Linked DNA regions of Homo sapiens: region 1 is linked to region 2. A link is an interaction called in ENCODE POLR2A ChIA-PET data of the cell type or tissue named here. Cell type or tissue: Caco-2. All regions are shown on one strand. Each heading gives the region's core, and the rest is flanking DNA. Links, peaks and the distances in the headings are about the cores only.

Region 1 (4,403 bases), core at 153-4,152, 520 kb before region 2:
ATGAAATCTTTGAGTTTAATTGGAGGGTATTATCACAAACAAGGGGAATGATAATATACGCCTTGTAACTGACTGAGCCCTTATCCTTGAACTTCTAAGTCTCTTCACCCATCCTCTTCCGTGATATGATAGGTAGAGTCCATTGTCTTCCATCCTTGAAAATGTATTTCAAGAGGTCACATGAAAGGGAAAACTCTTTGTTATTCTCTTTTTCTACTCTGAATAGAAAGCACACACAAGCTTAACCTGGAGCCCAGGAAGGCCGAGAGAAGCCTGTTTCTTTGGTTTGTTTCTGGGCTTCTTGCGTTGGCATGTGACCCAGGGCATACAAATAAATCCTTGTGATTCAGTTACTTCACGTGCATAAAGAAAAAACTGCAATAAATATTCTGAATCCATTTTGGATGTTTTACCGCAAACAGCATTCAAACCCACAACTCCCCTTCCCCTTCTGTCACCACAGCCAGGTAAGTAATAAGAATGCCTGGAGGTTGAGGGAGTGAAACTATGCAAGCCACAGCCTGTGTTCAAGAAGGCTCCCTGCAACCTCACACCTTAACCACCATGAAAGCTGAGTCATCTCCTTTCTCTGTGACTGAAGCCATCTTTGTACTAGCTTGGGAGTCTTCCTTGCTCTTCCCAGAAAGCCCCACTGTGTCATAAGCCTTCTCATACATTCTTTATGCATGTAATGTCATCAGTCTTGACCTCTAAAGCAAAGTTTGGATGTGTGCGTGTTTGGAGGGAGGGGTCCATCCCACCTCTGTGGAATGACTACAGTGGGTATTAGGTCCCAGCCCTGAGCAATACCATAAAGAGCCCAATATCATTTTGCAGAACAAGCAGAATTTACTCCTTGGAGCAAAATAATAATGCACTTACCCATCGATATTTGAATGACTGGCTTTTTAATATACTTTCTAATAGCAATATATTTTATTTACTGCTGTGTCCATAGATGCCTTCTACATGGAATTTTCTTTTATCTCCACAGCCCAAAGTGATTCTCTTTGCTATAAACTGCCATAGCATTTTGATTGTCAGTCTCTTACACAACTTATTACGTTATTCCTTTTACTGCAGTTATACTACGGTACTCACAAAATGAGTACATTGCAGAGCTTTGGAGGCAGGGTTGCCTGGTCATCATGGGACAGTGCCTTATACAATCTATGTTCCCTGAATGTATAAATGAATCCATTTTGAGTGCCAATAGCAAAGACAGGAGAAAAGCACAATGCCATTTATTATGCACCAGGTATCTATACCCACGCATTTAAGAGAGTCACAGAAGCTGCCCTTTGCTCTGCCACTTTCCAATAGAACTGGTGTGCAAAACGTTGATTTTGGTTCACTAACCCTGGACAAATGCGCCTTGAATATGGTTTAACCATGTGTCATATAAAAATAGTTACAAGACTTGCTTTTATTTTTACATAGTATGTGTAGACCAGTTTGCCAAGCTCATTGCATGTAATCATTCAAATGCCTATGACGGTGACACTATAAGGTATATCCTATTTTATCCCCATTGTACAGATGTGAAAACTAAGGATCCATGAAGCTAAGGAGCCCGTTGAAGGTGAATGTTGGTAAGCTGGGATGCCAGATATATGAACCCATGTGTTATGGCTTTAGAATTTATGGACAGTTGCTGTGGCTATAGTACTCTGCTGTGTAGAGTTGTGACAGGCAGACCCTAATTCCCTTCTCTTGAGCATAGGCAGGACCTGAGACTTGCTTCTAACCAGCGGAATATAGCAGAAGAGATGTGATGCTTCCTTTGTGATTGTGTTACATAAGGTTGTAACTTTCATATTGCTGGGTGCTTCTCTCCCTCACTGGCACTGGAGAAATCAGCTACCATATTTCAGAGGCCCACATGGCAAGGAAGGGAGGGCCATCTTTGGCCAACAGCCAGCAGGAAACTGAGGCCTTCAGTCCTTCACTTCACAAGGAATTGAATTCTGCCAAAAATGTTGCAAGCTTGGAAGTGGATCCTTCTCCGGTTGAGCCACAGATAAGACCACAGCACTGGCTAACACTTTGATTGCTGGTGGCAGTCTTGTGAGACCCTGAAGCAGAAAATCTACACAAGCCATACCCAGATTCCTGATCCACAGAAACCATGAGATAATAAATGTGGGCTGGTTTAAACCACTAAGTTCATGGTAATTTGTTACACACATATAGATAAGTAATGCAGGTGGGCTAGTATGATTAGAGAGGGAAGACCAGAGAACAGCTTGATTCTCAGAGCCTTTTATCACTGGCAGCTTTATTAATCATTTTTCTTCTCTCTTCCTTCTCAACTCATCTTAGAGTCATGCTCCCTAAATGACCCTGATCATAAGAATAACCTGGAGTGCTTGCGAAATGTACCGAATTCCTACCTTTACGACTCATTGACTTGGTGGGGGAGGAGCCAAGGAGTCTAGAATTTCACCGAGACTTTCATGACATTCTTTTGCTCAGGCAAAGTTGAGAAGCACTGTCATATAGCTAGGGAGTGAATCTTGACCCTGGTTACATTTTAGACTCCCATAGAGTCTGAGGTGCATTGTCTGAGATGAAGCCTGGGGACTGGTATTTTTCTTTCTTTTTTTTTTTTTTTTTTTAAAAATACTCCCCATGTGATTTTAACATGCAGCCAAATTTAAGAACTGCTGATCTTCAGCAAGCCCTAGCAAGAAGATAGCAAATGTCAAGTACTCCATCAAGTAAGCATGCTAGTTATATAATGGGGAAGAGGGATAGAGGCCATTAATGTTCTAAGAGATATGTGCTTTCCCACAAAACTGACCTACTCCAAGCAAGACTGTCAGCTCATCTTTTTACGTTAAAGTGATTTATTCTAAAATGTTCCAAAAAGCACACATAATTGCAGGATGTTTGAGTATAAGATGTTTTTTGAGTATCAAAGTGAATAAAAGCTACCAGTGAATAGAATGGCAGAATTTGGTTTATAATATCTAGATTATTCTAGAAACTTGGGTGGAGGATGTAAAGTGTACATATTGTAATGAGGTTGACTATCTAATTTCTGGGGCCCAGTATAAAATGAAAACGTAGTGCCCCTTTTTCAAAAAAACAGCCCAAAGTGCCATTAAAGGAAAAATAAGTATAAAGCATTTACCTCTCTTCTGCAGTCTCTCACTTGGCTTGTCATGGTGTTTTGTATTTGCTATTTAATGTTGTTCTGAGAAAAGGAAAATTAAAATTTTAAATTATTAGCATGAGTATTACCATTCGTCTTTATATGACGTAATACCAGCTTTAAATGCAAATAGAAGAGCATTTAACTTGTGGACAGAATCACCGAAATTACCTAATTTATGTTTCATGGTGCATACATGCATATGTATTTTGTTCTTACCAGAACAGTGGAAACACTACACAAAACTAAATCAACTGTTTTTATTTTGCTTCTTTCTATGTGCACATTGTACCTCACTATGATTAGTTACTGGTAAGGAAGGACTTAATGGAAAAGGAATTACAGGCTTCCCTTCTTAGTCTTTTATTCTCTGTCATCATTTTTCATCCTAAGGAGTTGGCTCATGCAGGGTAACCCAGGATTTTTTCGTTTTGCATGTTTCTCAGAACGCCTGTGCCTTCTTTCTGAATTTGAAGGAAGTTGTGGTTTCAAGGGAAAGCATGGCCTCGCTTGGCTGTTAGCTTACTCACTTGTAGGTGTCCCATGCTTACATTGTCCTCTTTCTGAATCTCGCTGATCTCCTATGCACTGTGGGTTTACCAGAAGTCTGTGCTCATGGGCCACTGCATATGCTATCCATGAACAGGGCAGTAAGTAAAACCACTTTTGCAAAAATCGTTAGTTATTGGGACCTGAGTTTGGAGAATAACATGTTGGGTAGCGAGAAAGGTATAAATGATGTGCTCATCAAATCATAAGTGAAATCGTAAGTTTTGATTCCCCCTGTTCCTCCTTTATCAAATAATTCTGAAATCAATTCCTAAATTGATATCCATGTAGCATCCCAACATTATGACATACGAGGTATGTTTCTTACAGGCTACGTTAGATGTATCTCTTTTAAGGTTCTCTCAAAGGCTTGGAGAAGGGGTAGACAAAAATATTGCTCATCTATCCTATCCCCTTAGCTTCAGTCCATCTCACCAGAAGGGACAAGTTACTGAGCCAAAGCGTGGGCTGATTTTTAGGGAAAGGACATCAATGTAGGTTGGTAGAGTTAAAAGAAATATTTTCTTTTCCTCTTACCCAATTAAAATTTGAGAAATAGTCTTAGTACTTAGCACAAGTGAATTCACTTTGGAAAACGTGAAGGCATTTTGAGCAACAGCAGTAGACTGCTGCCCTTGTAAGATACATGTTGACTTACCAGGACCACCGGACCTAAGAGGGCAGGCCCAAATTGCCC
Region 2 (4,403 bases), core at 198-4,197:
ACGAGAACAGCATGGGAAAGACCTGCCCCCGTGATTCAGTTACCTCCCACTGGGTTCTACCCACAACATGTTGGAATTCAAGATGAGATTTGGGTGGGGACACAGCCAAACCATATTAGAACTAATACCTAGAGTTTATAGGGAACTCAAATCCGCAAGCAAAAAAGCAAATAATCCCATTAAATTGGACAAACTACATGAACAGACATTTCTCAAAAGAAGATATACAAATGGCCAAGAAACATAGGAAAAAATGCTCAACATCACTAATCACCAAGGAAATGAAAATTAAAACTACAATGACATACCACCTTACCCCAGCCAGAATGGCCGTTATTAAAAAATCAAAAAACAATAGCTGTTGGCATGAATGTGGTGGAAATGAAACACTTATATGCTGGTGGTAGCAGTGTAAATCAGTATAGCCTCTATGGAAAACAATATAGAGATTTCTCAGAGAATTAAATGTAGATCTACTATTTGATCCAGTGATCCCACTACTAGGTATCTATACAAAGGAAAAGAGGTCGTTATATAATAAAGAACCCACATACATATGTTTATCGTAGCACAGTGCACAATTATAAAGATATGTAATCAACCTAAGTGCCCACCAACTGATGTGTGGCTAAAGAAAGTGTGTTTTATACACATACACACACACACACCATGGAATACTACTCAGCCATGAAAAAAGAATGAAATAATACCCTTTGCAGCAACTTGGATGGAATTGCAAGCTATTATCCTAAGTGAAGTAACTCGGGAATGGAAAAGCAAATACCACATGTTCTCACTTACAAGTGGGGGCTAAGCTGTGACTATGCAAAAACATACAGAGTAGTACAATAGACATTGGAGACTCAGAAGAGGAGAGAATGGTAGGAGGTAATGAAAAATTACCTGTTAGGTACAATGTATGCTATTTGGGTGATGGATGCACTAAAAGCCTGGACCTCACCACTGTACAATTCATTCATGTAACCAGAAACCACTTGTACCCCCAAAGCTATTGAAATGAAAATAAATAATGGAAGCAAAATACAGCATGCGGCATAAATGCACAGAGCATGTATGTGATGCATTTATATGATTTTAGCCATATTTGTATTTATATGAACTTTTCAATTGATGGTTTGGCATATGAGATTAGGAGGCCTTTAAGGAGAATATACCTGGATTTTGGAGACGTGAGTTCTGTACTTCCTGTGTACTATGAAATTTCTGGACTCAAACCTTTTTTGATTTTGCAGTACACAGCAAAATAGAACTGTCTTTTCTGGGCACATGACAGAAATTAAAAGGAGAAGGGGCTAAGTTCAAAGGAATATAATTAATGTCCTAAAGGGGTTAAAAGCGTAAACTTAATCATTGCATCATCAGGTGACCTGTCAGCATGAGAACATTGCTTAATCTTGTACAAGTTACCTTCAGGAGAAAGTTGGTAATTCTTCCATGATTAGAATTACTTGTCAGGTTCACTTTAAAAATACGTAAATCTGAGTTTTTCCCGGTGACAACCAGCCCAATCAAAGAAAGCATGTGTTAAATAGAATGAAATTGCATTGTAAGTCAATAAGCCCAAATTAGAATAGCACTGTACAACTTCTCTCGGTGTTGCGATCCTAAAGATTTGTTATACAAGTGAAGTTAGGGACAGATCGAAAGACAGAGATCGCACATGTTAAAGAATGGTTGTGATGGAGGTTACTAAAGAGCTAGCTATACTGATAAAATGCATCAGATTGTTTAAACCTAAAATATATGGAAATAAAAATGTTGGAAACAAACATCTCAGTGAAGCTTTCTTCAATGGTTTTGTGTGACTCCATTTAAACAGAGATTACTAAAACCACTATAAACTAGAAAGTACAGAATCTCTAGGTAAAAGCTGAAGAAAGCACTGAAAGGGCATAATTCACATAAATCATGATCTAGGACCATCACTTAAAGAATGTAACAGCATTTTCTTATCACAGGGATTCTTGCCCATTGATGAACACTGAAGCTTTCTGAAGTTGTAACTGTTCTTTCCATTCTTTCTACCCTTTTATCTTGGAATGCAGCCAAGGATACTTGGCATAATGTGTTGCACAGTGACCATTCCACAAATTGTGAAACTGACTTTACAAAAATTATATCAATGAGAAAATTATGACAGTGAAAGAGATCTGAGCTCATCCACTCCCCATCTTACCTTTCCCTTAATTATTCCTGCATTATTGGACCTAGCTGATCCATCAAGGGCAGGGTCTGCAAAATATCTCAAGAATTGATCTTAGGTTTTACAATAGTGGTGTTATCTCCAGGAGCAATTTGGGGAGGTTCAGACACTTGAAGCAAGAGGTTGCATGACTCCTAAACAGTAATTTATAATCTTAAAGCTACTTTGTTAGTCCTACAAAGGCAGACTGGTCCCCAGACAAGAAGGGGTCTATTTGGGTAAGGGCCATTATCAATTTTGTTTCAGAGTTAAATGAGAAACTAAATTTCTTCCCAAGGTTAGTTCGGCCTATGTCCAGGAATGAACAAGGACAGCTTAAAGGTTAGAAGCAGGATGGGGCCAGTTAGGTCTGATTTCTTTCACTGTCATAATTTCCTCAGTTATAATTTTTGCAAAAGCAGTTTCAAATCCACACTTACTTTTATCAGGGAATTTTGTGAAGTCTTGTTCTATGATTTCAAAATACTGTGTTAGCTTTCGACAGCTTGGGAACATACCCATTCTATAAATTATGGCAAACTGTACTTGCTACGGTTTTATATTTTATTATATCACATGATTATCATGACAGTTTGTGGACTTATTTTCCTTTCTTTTGAGATTTCTTGTTAGGACTTGGGTCTTTTGGAATGTCAATTTCAATGATATTTATTGACTGCTTACTAAGCAGGTATTATGTAGAGCAACTAAAATAAGCAAGCATCTAACTTGGAAAGAGCAAAATATAAACCAAATGAAGAAAATGCAATAGGAAAAGGGTGTAAAAATGCACTAAATCTTTTCCTGAACTCTACATTCATTGTCCTTATTTTTCTTTTTCACTGTTTGTATAATACAGGGTATAATTAATTGGAATTTTTGTTTTGTTTTGTTTTGTCCCCATTCCAATTCTGCCCCTGAAACCACCTTTGCAAAATTATCACTGAGACAGTGAAAGAGATCTAACTTAATCGACTCCATCTTGCTTCCAAACTCCAAGCTGTCCTTGTTCATTCCTGGGCTCAGGGTGAACCAACTTTGGGAGAAACTCAGTTTATAGTTTAAACTAAGGATGATAACAACCCTTTCCCAAAGGAGGTCTCCTTCTTGCCTGGGGTCTAGATTGCCTTTGTAGGACTAACATTAGCCACAAGATTAGAAATTGTTTCTTAGGAGTCATGCAGCTGGAGGCTACAAGATTCTGAGCCTCCCTAAACTGCTCCTAAGATCAGTGCCTGAGATATTTTGCAGACCCTGCATGTGACAGATCAGCTGGCACCTCCCAGATCAGTAAACTGGGTCATCTGATCCTGTGCCCCTGACCCAGTAACTGACTCAGTACAAGAGGACGGCTTCAACTCCCTATGATGTCATCCCTCACCAATTAGAGCTCCTGGCTCACTGGCTTCACCCCACCCACCAAGTTCTCCTTAAAGACTCTGCTCCTGGAGTAATAATAAAACTCTGATCTCCTGCACAGCTGGCTCTGTGTGAATTTCTCTTTCTCTATTGCAGTTCCCATCTTGAGAGATCGACTTTGTCTGGGTAGCAGGCAAGGTGAACCTATTGGGAGATTACAAATTTGGGTGCTCATCTGAGATTGCCCTTATGGCTACTTCTGCCCATGGTTTGATACCAGCCTTGGTAAGGTTTCCCTTTTAATGAAAAGAAGCCCCCAAATAATTTCTTTTCTAACAGAGAGCAGCCTGTAAAATTGAGCTGCAGACATAGATAACCAAGCTGGAAGCTTACACGGGTGAATGCCGGCAGCTGTGCTAATAGGAAAAGGCTACCTGGAAGCTAGGCATGTCCAACATGGTGGCTCCATCTTCCCCTTTCCTTGCCAACCACATGTGCAGTAGGGAGCAGACAACATGGCACTCACTAGCCCACTAGAAAACCCATTTGCATAATAAAAAGATTAGCATGGGGCAGCCAGGTTCTTTGCGTGCTATATAAACATCACACCTGGTCCAACCAATCTTTGAGTCCTATGTAAGTTAGACACCGCCTCCTCAAGTCAGTCGTAAAACCCCATGCACTTCACCACAAAATCGAAGACCCACTTGGGTAGCACCCCTCTCTCTCTGCAGGAAAGAGAGTTATTCTGTTTTTCTTTCGCCTATTAAACCTCCACTCTTAAACTTACTCCTCGGGTTGTCCATGTCCTTTATTTCCCTGGCATGAGGCAATGAACCTC

What was found. Peaks named below come from ENCODE experiments on the same cell type or tissue, not always from the same donor. Only the 100,000 strongest peaks of a DNase experiment are listed, where the experiment ranks them.
Region 1: POLR2A ChIA-PET joins it to region 2 with 6 read pairs; 2 of 35 experiments call an interaction of 5 or more read pairs at or near these places.

The regions. Positions count from the first base shown.
Region 1 is chrX:7,444,637-7,449,039 of GRCh38, forward strand. No RefSeq gene overlaps it. Among named protein-coding and RNA genes, the nearest start is that of PUDP, 300 kb to the left of the region's middle. RefSeq lists an enhancer at 4,294-4,403. In Caco-2, for the core only: no CTCF peak of the experiment used is centred there; a DNase peak (open chromatin) is centred at 2,405.
Region 2 is chrX:7,969,240-7,973,642 of GRCh38, forward strand. All of the region lies in intron 1 of LOC107985675 (a long non-coding RNA gene), which reads left to right. Among named protein-coding and RNA genes, the nearest start is that of PNPLA4, 44 kb to the left of the region's middle. In Caco-2, for the core only: no CTCF peak of the experiment used is centred there; no DNase peak of the experiment used is centred there.